Regions from separate parts of the Homo sapiens genome. Here region 1 is linked to region 2. A link is a contact called in ENCODE Hi-C or POLR2A ChIA-PET data. All regions are on one chromosome and are shown on one strand. The core of a region is the stretch at or near the end of the contact, and the rest is flanking DNA. Distances in the headings are between cores, read along the strand shown. Region 1 holds the start of BRI3BP (BRI3 binding protein). Region 2 holds the start of RHOF (ras homolog family member F, filopodia associated).

Region 1 (4,283 bases), core at 319-2,818, 3.2 Mb before region 2:
GAAGACACAGACCCACCTGTGCAAGAGGTGCCCCTGCCCACAGGAGAGGGAGGTCAAAACTTACTGTTTTCCTAACAAATTAACCTTTCATGTTATCCAGTAAGAACATGCAGTCAATCTGATTTCGGCCTTCATATTCCCTTCTATTCCCCACTCCCTCTCAATGAGCAGAAAACTTTAACTTTTTAGCCATGATTCTGGGCCAGGAAGGTACCAACTAGTCATAATTACAACCTCGCAATGAAGGGGAATGATTACTATCCCCATTTAACAAATAAAGAAACAAGCTCAAAGAAGTGAAGTCACTTCCCCAAAGTCATCCAACTGGTAGAGCTCCAACTTGAACCCAAACTTCTCTGACTCCAAAACCCCAGGAAGGCTGGCGGCAAGCAAGAGCCCCCTCCTCCCCAGGGAACAGCAAAGGAACCGCAATACCACACACAACTGTCCCCAGTAACTTCCTCCTTCTCAAGAGCTAGTCGGCGGACTTCGGCCCGGAATGGCACCCCTATCGCACCTAGCTCCAGAGAGCAGGAATTGGGGAAAACCCCCTGCGATCCTCCTGGGACTCAACACCCTTCCCAGGAGGCTGCAGGATCCGGGACCTCCCCAAACTAAACAAAAGGCTCCACGCGAAAGGCCCCGCACACAGTAGGTGCTCGGTTTCCCAAAGCCACCGAGCAAATCGCATTGCTCCCTTCTTTTCCTGTAAAGTAAAAACAACTCCAAGTATCTTCAAAGCAGGAGGAGGAGTGGGGCAGAAGGTCCCAGGGGAAGTGGGTCGGGATGCGAGGCTAGGACAAACCCGGGGTAGCTGGGGAGGGCGCAGCCGCGTGGGGACCGAGAGCGCCAGTGTGCTGCCTGGCTCACAGTAGGAGCCATTCAAACGCGGTGAATGAATGAATGAGACGCGCGGCAGGCGTCAGCGCAGCCGGGAGAGACTCTGGCTGCGCCGACCGCGGAGGCAAGGTCCAAGGAGAAGCGCGGCGCAGAGGAGAGGGCGCCCCGAGGCCCGGCCGCCCAGACCCGCACTGGTCAGGCCCGGCGGGGGCCGCAGGCGGCAGGCCCCGAGGCGCAGGCCGGACCCCCTCTTCCCGCGCGCTGGCCGGGCGGGCAGCCCCGGAGGCCGCGCTCCTCCCAGGTCGGCCCCGGTAGCCAGGTGCGTGGCGACCGGGGCAAGGTGACCGCGGGCGCGGGCCCGGCGCCCACCTTCTGAGCGGCGCGCACGTTGTCCTCGCCGAACAGGCTGCTGACGCTCTGGGAGAAGGTGTTGACCGTGCGGCGGTAGCTGTTCTTCTCCGCGCCGCCGCGGCCCCGCGCCCCCTGCGCGCCCGGGGCCAGCAGCCCGAGCAGCAGCAGCAGCAGCAGCAGCAGCAGGAGCCCGGCCCGGGCCAGGGGCCCGCCTGAGGCGCGCGCGCCCATGCTCGGCCGGCGGGGCGCGGGGTCGCGATGCGGGGTGAGGGCCGTGCGCTGGGCCGCAGCGGGCTCCGGCTAGGGCAAGGTTGGCGCGCTCGGGGGCCGCGCGCCGCGCCTTTACCCACAGCCGCCGCCGCCGCTGCTGCGCCACCTGCCCCGCCCCGCGCGCAAAGGCGCACGGCCCAGCCCACGCCGCGCCCCGCCCCCGGCGCGGGACCAACGCGACCCGGCCCCGGGGCCCCGCGCCCGCCTCCCGGAAGCCTGCCCCGACCCGGTGCGGCTTCTCATCATTTAAAAAAAAATTCTCTTTTTTAACTTATCCGTGGAAAAGCAACCCGTGCCTGTAAAACTTGCAACAGCTTCAACCAGGAAAGTGACTGCAACTGATTGAAAAACATGAAATAGACATATATGTAATCTCCCTGAATGTATTATAATGGTACCCCAAAATTCGCCCTCGTGGGCATCAGCTCATTCATCCTGAAAATTTTAAATAACAAGAAAGCATCAGGCATCCTCCTGCCCTTCCTGAATGAACTGTATTTCAGAGCCCCAAAATAGTTGGGGAGGGACTTTCTTTTACAAAGTCCAGCTAATACATGAGGATGAATGAGAGAATCCGAAAATTATTTGGCACCCCTCAATAGAATGATGGATTCACGCGATGATCATCAGAAATGGGTACAACCAAGAGGGGAGGGTTTGGCGGGGAACTTGAAAATGGAGGGGCTAAGCCGCGAAGTCCCGGTCCCGCCAATCGATCTTAGTGCCAGGAAGTACCAGCGCCACCTGCGATGGATTCTTGCCAAGACAAGTTGAGCATGAACCTGATGGGGCCTCTAGATCAAACCTACAGTTTACAGGAAATATGGCAGATAAGGAAAACTTAGAAGCAGCAGAAGCAACCAACCAACTCCAGCATGTGGGGCATTCTACCAAACAAACGACCCAGTTTGTTCAATAAATAATTGGTATAAAAGGTGAGCGAAGAGGAGGATAATTGGTTTTAAAGACTTAAGAGCCATAATAACCCATGCAATGCAAGGACCCTGTTTGCATCCTAAATCAAACAAATCAAGTCTAACCAACATTTTTTTTAGACAACCAAGAAAATAAAACTCAATTTTTGCCAATCCAAAGAATACAAAATGCTCTTATTTTTGAATTTACATTTTCTGGATTCCTAGTAAGATTTTCATAGATTTATTGGCCATTTGAATTACTTCTCTGTGAATTACCTATTCATATCCTTTGCACATTTTTTCCTGTATTGTTTATCTTTTTAAAAACTTTTTTGTAGGTCGGGTGCGGTGGTTAACGCCTGTGATTCCAGCACTTTGGGAGGCTGAGGCGGGTGACCTGAGGTCGGGAGTTCGAGACCAGCTTGACCAACATGGAGAAATCCCTCCGTCTCTACTAAAAATACAAAATGAGGCCAGGCGCCGTGGCTCACGCCTGTAATCCCAGCACTTTGGGAGGCCGAGGCGGGCGGATCACAAGGTCAGCAATTTGGGAGGCCGAGGCGGGCGGATCACGAGGTCAGGAGATCGAGACCATCCTGGCTAACACAGTGAAACCCCGTCTCTACTAAAAATACAATAGCCGGGCGTGGCGGCGGGCGCCGTAGTCCCAGCTACTCAGAGCCTGAGGCAGAAGAATGGCGTGAACCCGGGAGGCGGAAGTTGCAGTGAGCCGAGATCGTGCCACTGCACTCCAGCCTGGGCGACAGAGCGAGACTCCGTCTCAAAAAAAAAAAAAAAAAAAAAAAAAAATCCAAAATGAGCCAGTTATGGTGGTGCCTGCTTGTGATCCCAGCTACTCGGGAGGCTGAGGCAGGACAACCGCCTAAACCTGGGAGGCGGAGGTTGCAGTGAGCCGAGACTAAGCCACTGCACTCCAGCCTGGGCAACAAGAGTGAAACTCCGTCCCAAAAACAAAACAAAACAAAACAAAAACCTTTTTTTACGCCAGGTGTAGTGGCACAAGCTTGTTTTGGGAGGCCAAGGCAGGAGGATTGCTTGAACACAGGAGTTCGAGGCCAGCCTGGCCAACATAGTGAAACCTATCTCTATAAAAAATGATAATAATAATAATAATAATAAACTTTTTAATTAAGGTATAACATACAGAAAAATACACAATCATATAAATTTTTATGAATTTTCACAAACTGAATACCCAAGGTAACCAGCACCCAAATCAAGAAACGAAACATTACCAGTTCCCCCACGAAGCCTCCCTTTGTCCCCTCCCATTCACTATGTTCCTCTTAAAATTTAGGGGATTCATTTGCCTGTGTTTGAAGTTTATGTAAATGAACCACACAGTACTCTGGGGGTTGGCTTCTTTTGTTCAACTTTTTTTTTTATTTATTTTTTATTTTTTGAGACGGAGTCTTGCTCTGTTGCCCAGGCTGGAGTGCAGTGGCATGATCTCGGCTCACTGCAACCTCCGCCTCCGGGGTTCAAGCGATTCTCCTGCCTCAGCCTTCCGTGTAGCTGGGACTATAGGCACGCGCCACCACACCCGGCTAATGTTTGTATTTTTAGTGGAGACAGGTTTCGCCATGTTGGCCAGGCTGGTCTCAAACTCCTGACCTCAGGTGATCCGCCTGCCTTGGCCTCCCAAAGTGCTGGAATTACAGGCGTGAGCCACCACGCCCAGCTTTTGTTCAACTTTATATTTGTGAGATCCATCCATGCTGTTATGTATCTGCCTTCTTCTTGCTGTCTAGAATGGTCTATACCTTCTGGAAGGTAATTCACTGATATATTATATTTTAGAAGGAAATATAGGCAAGTGTACTACTACCTACTTAACATTTTTTAAACGTTTCTTAAACTTTTAATTTATTTAAATAAACATAT
Region 2 (4,528 bases), core at 8-2,507:
GTCCTGCCAGCCCCTATCTGAGGAAACTACGAAGGCCACTTGCCCCCAACCATGCTGCTGTTGGGGGTTTTGTTAGAAATGGGCTCTTCCTACCCCAGCTGGTAGGATCCCACTCTCGGCCATGCTCTCGTGCCTGTCTGCCGTGGACCGGCTCCAGGGGGGGGTCCCTCTGCCACCCTGTCGACTCATCTGGGTGGTGCAGAGGGCAGTCAGCCCGCCCAGGGTGAGGAGTAAGAGGAGGGGTGGGGGTTACGGGTAATTCAGCCAGCAGCCCTGATAGCACTGCCTACAGTAAGTGCTCAACAAATAAGCTGTTTTGATCAGGGGATGGGAGAGTTGGGGGGATTCCTGGGATGAAGGACATGTGGCTGCTGGCAAGGAAACGCATTTTCTTACATTTCTTGGTGGGTGTGGGGTTATCAGTCTCCAAAGCTCCAGGAGAGGGACCAAGTTGACTTCAACTAGAGCTACTCCAACCTGCCCCTCCCTGACGACGTCTTGCGTGGTTCACGCCTCTGGCTCCTGCCGGAAGGAGGCGGCCGCCCCTAGTGGTTTCGGGCCAACCTGCGCCCGGAGCGGCCGGCGCCGAGGCGATTGCCCGGCAGAGGGCGTCAGACGTCCACCCTGCAGCCCAGGGTCGGGGTGCGGGTAAGCGGAGCCCAGTCCCTCACCCCGAACCCGCGTGCACGCTGGCGTCCCTGGCCCAGGCGAGGTGGGCAGACATGACTCTCGCGTCAGCATCTTCCCTGGTGCCACCGCCGCTACCTCCTGTGGGGAAGCTGAGGCCAGAGGCGGACATGTGCCAAGCCACACCGCTGGGGCAGTGCAAAGTTGAGGGGCTCTTCCCGGAGCTGGAGGCCGGGGGCTTCTCGAACCCGGTGCGGAGGCACAGCCAGCCAATCCGGGAGACCCTGTCTGGCCGCGCCAGCCAATCAGAGGGTCCCTGCCGAAGGCGGAGCCTGCTAATCAGGGGCACCTGGAGTCGCTGGGCAGCCACGATCGGGTCTCGCCGGCGAGGGGCGCGACGTGACGCGCGGAGGGTGGCGGTGGGTTGGGGGTGGGAGCTTTGCTCGCAGCTGAGCCCCGTTTTTCCGGTGCTGCAGTATCCCTGGGACTGAGAGCTGAATACCCACACCCAGGGCTGAGACCTTAGCAGAAAGGAAACTGAGGCTGGGAGGTCGGCCGGGAGGCTGCCTGGCGGAGGCGGCGCTGCTCCGAGTGGGCGGGGCTGGTTCCGGCCCCGCCCCGCCCCCGACCTCTTGGCTCCGCTAGTGCCCGGCGCGCCGCCGCCAGTGCTGCGGGCTCCGGGCAATGGATGCCCCCGGGGCCCTGGCCCAGACCGCCGCCCCCGGTCCGGGCAGGAAGGAGCTGAAGATCGTGATCGTGGGCGACGGCGGCTGCGGCAAGACCTCGCTGCTCATGGTGTACAGCCAGGGCTCCTTCCCCGAGGTGAGGCCCGCAGCGGGGCTGGGGTGGGGGCGAGGGACGCCCCTTACCCTGAGCCCAGAGCCCCGACCCTCAGTCCCCAGCGTCCCGAGCACGGACAGGCGGCCGCCACCCCGGGGCGCCCCCTCGGGAATTCCAGAGCCCAGCGGGGTGAGGGGGGGCTGATCCGGGACGAGTGAGGGGGGTGGACAGTGGATTCAGCTGGAACTTTGGCCCCCGCCGGCCCCACTAAGGACCAACCCGACCCCCTCTCCCGCAGCACTACGCCCCATCGGTGTTCGAGAAGTACACGGCCAGCGTGACCGTTGGCAGCAAGGAGGTGACCCTGAACCTCTACGACACGGCCGGTGAGTGCGCCTGCGCGCCGGGGGGCCCGAGGGTCCGCCCGCCCGAAGGGTTTCCCCTCCCGGGCGTCCCCCACTGGGTGTCCCCGCCCTGCAGCCTTGGCAGGGCCTTGGCCGGCTCTTCACTCCTGGAGGCCGCTCAGGGGCGCTGGCTGCGGGGCCCTAGAGGCCAAGCCCTATACGTAAGTGGAAGGTGTTTGGAGGAGGAGGTGAACTCTGGGGCCACCCTCCCAGCTCTGTGCTGAGAGCCCACAGCTCGTTCCTCTCCTGTGGTTCTAGAAAGCAGTGGGCTGCTCTTGGGCCTCCCATGGTTCCAGGATTGCTGCGCTACCTGCTGTGGTCTCTGCAGACTCTGTGAGCTGCAGATTTGAGTCCCTTGGTGCTCGGATTGCCTGGGCTGTGTGTCTGGGTCCTGTGGTTCTGGGATGCTCCCGGCTGCAGATCAGCCTGTGGCTCCAGGGCTCTGTGGCCTGCGCTCTGCAGCCTGAGGCTCTGGGGTCCTGTGGATGCGAGTTCTGTGTCTGCAGCTCCCAGGATTCCACGGCTTGCAGTTGGTGGTTCTGGAATTGCGTGGCTACAATTACTTCTGTGCTTTCCTAGTTCCCTGGGACAAAACCAGACAGTGTAGAAAATGAACTGAGGAAGGAACAGAGCACTGGGGGCAGGGGCCCCACACCAGGCTCTGCCTGCCACCTGCAGGCCCCCACGGGTGGTTTACGGATTTATGTGCAATTGCTTGGGAGTCGGTGTTGTGAGGGGTGGGGACAGGAGAAACAGTCAGTGGGAGGACCCTGACTCCCATCTGGGCTTCATCAACATTGGGGACCAAAGGTTGAGATCCCCAGGTGGGGCCTCACCCCACCTCTGTGACTCAGTGTTTAGTGACCTGCAGGGAACCACGTCATCCGGTGGCCCTCTCCGGCCAGCCAAGCCTTGTGTGTGTGAGGTGAGGTCAGACACTGACCTAGGATGGAGCCAAAATCCAGACACCTCCACCCCCACCTAGACCTTGGAGAGGACCCGAAAAGGGGCTGTCCTAGCTCAGAGCCCCCCTCCATTCCGACTTCAGCAGGTCCTATCGTGGCCTCTGAGGAACCTGTCTTTGTGGGATGTGGGCCCTGTAGGGCCAACCCCAAAACAGCGCCTGTCTCTAGCCCCTGGTGAGCTGGGAGAGCTGAGGCATCAGAGGAATTCCCGGGGCGTGGCCCGGGGGTAGTAAAAGTCATGGTCTGGGACACCTTTACTCTCATGTTTCCTGTGCAGTAGCCAGGGAGGGGCAAGGTCATTGACCCACTTTTTGAGTCAAGTGCTGCTGGGTGGAGACATTCACAGCAACCCACTGCCCTGCAAGAGGTCAGGAGGTTTTTTCTTTCCTCCTCCTCTGCCATCAGGGCCTCCCCTATCAGGTCCCGGGGTTCACTGTTCAGGGCAGCCTCCACATCATAAGAACAGGGATGGCCTTTCTGGCCTTGCCCAGAGAGAGATGCTCAAGGAACATGTCAGAGTAGATTGAGTTGTGGAGATTCTGGAAAGCTGCAAGTTGCTGTAGGAAGAATTTGTGCTAAGAGCTGCTACCAGAGGGATGGAGGAGCATCCCCTGCTACAGTCACCAGAAGCAGGCGACCACTGGCACCATGGGGATCCCATCCATGGTCCCATCCTGTTCCTGCCATCCTCTTTGGAGTCAGATCTGGGCTTTGACCCCAGCTCTATTGGCTACGTATCATTGGGGATGTCTGGGCCTCAGTTTCCTGATCTGTCATGAGCACTAAGAGGGTCATGAGGATTAAATCAGATTAATATATGATGTCCACCAGCCTGCCCAACATGGTGAAACCCCATCTCTACTAAAAATCCAAAAATTAGCTGGGTGTGGTGGTGGGCACCTGTAATCCCAGCTACTCGGGAGGCTGAGGCAGGAGAATCGTTTGAACCCGGGAGGCAGAGGTTGCAGTGAGCCGAGATTGTGCCATTGCAGTCCAGCCTGGGTGACAGGGCGAGACTACATCTCCCAGCACTTTGGGAGGCTGAGGCAGGAGGATTGCTTGAAGCCAGGAGTTCAAGACCAGCCTGGGCAACATGATGAAACCCCGTCTCTACTAAAAGTATAAAAATTAGCCAGGCGTGTTGGCACATACCTATAGTCCCAGCTACTCGGAAGGCTGAGGCAGGAGAATTGCTTGAACCCAGGAGGCGGAAATTGCAGTGAGTCAAGATCACGCTACTGCACTCCAGCCTGGGCAACAGAGCGAGACCCTGTTTCAAAAAATAAAAATTAAAAAAAATTAAAAAGATCCTCCTACCATCCCTGCCCAGCCCTAGCTCAAGCCTGTGCTTTGGAATCTACGGTGCCATGCCCCAAGCTGACCCCCAGACCCTGCTGCAGCGGGGAGATCTATCTTCCCTGGCAAGTCTCTTCCAAGCAGCAGAGAAGCAGGGCTCAGGGGAGGTGGCTAGCCTCACAGTCTGACAGACCCCAAGGAGGGGCACCCAGGGAGAAGAGATCTGGCTGCTCCCTGTAGGGTATCCCCCCGTGACCAGGGAAGGCTTGCTCATAGGAGGAAATCCCCTGGTCAGTGAGTGCCACCAGGGAGAGCCCAGGTCCCAGTGCTTGTCATGGAGCAAGGCCTGGAAGGTGATGGAATGAATGGGTAGTGGATCCGAATGCCGGAGATGATTCATCTCGGCCTGCAGGTGGACGGCTCTCAGGAGAACAGGACAGAAAGCCATGGCCAGGC

Evidence for each region. A loop is a pair of places that touch in the nucleus more often than their neighbours do. ChIA-PET counts read pairs that join two places held with the same protein, here RNA polymerase II (POLR2A). Pooled maps may share reads with other maps.
Region 1: a loop to region 2 is called in a pooled map, with 5 times the contacts of the local background. The contact joins the promoter of BRI3BP here to the promoter of RHOF in region 2. A Hi-C loop is called at or near these places in 2 of 37 single-sample maps with no recorded cell type and 2 of 50 pooled maps. POLR2A ChIA-PET finds 5 or more read pairs at or near these places in 1 of 52 experiments (B cell).

What each region holds. Positions count from the first base shown.
Region 1 is chr12:124,990,930-124,995,212 of GRCh38, reverse strand. BRI3BP (BRI3 binding protein) reads right to left here and starts at 1,568. Exons shown (of 3, transcript NM_080626.6): 1 at 1,210-1,568. The coding sequence starts at 1,422. RefSeq lists enhancers at 689-778, 2,498-2,998 and silencers at 869-928, 939-1,188, 1,199-1,248, 1,349-1,398, 1,419-1,738.
Region 2 is chr12:121,790,417-121,794,944 of GRCh38, reverse strand. RHOF (ras homolog family member F, filopodia associated) reads left to right here and starts at 1,257. Exons shown (of 5, transcript NM_019034.3): 1 at 1,257-1,449; 2 at 1,706-1,793. The coding sequence starts at 1,312. It also overlaps a transcript of SETD1B not described here. RefSeq lists enhancers at 1-268, 813-862, 809-1,349, 1,355-2,186, 4,493-4,528 and a silencer at 1,343-1,882.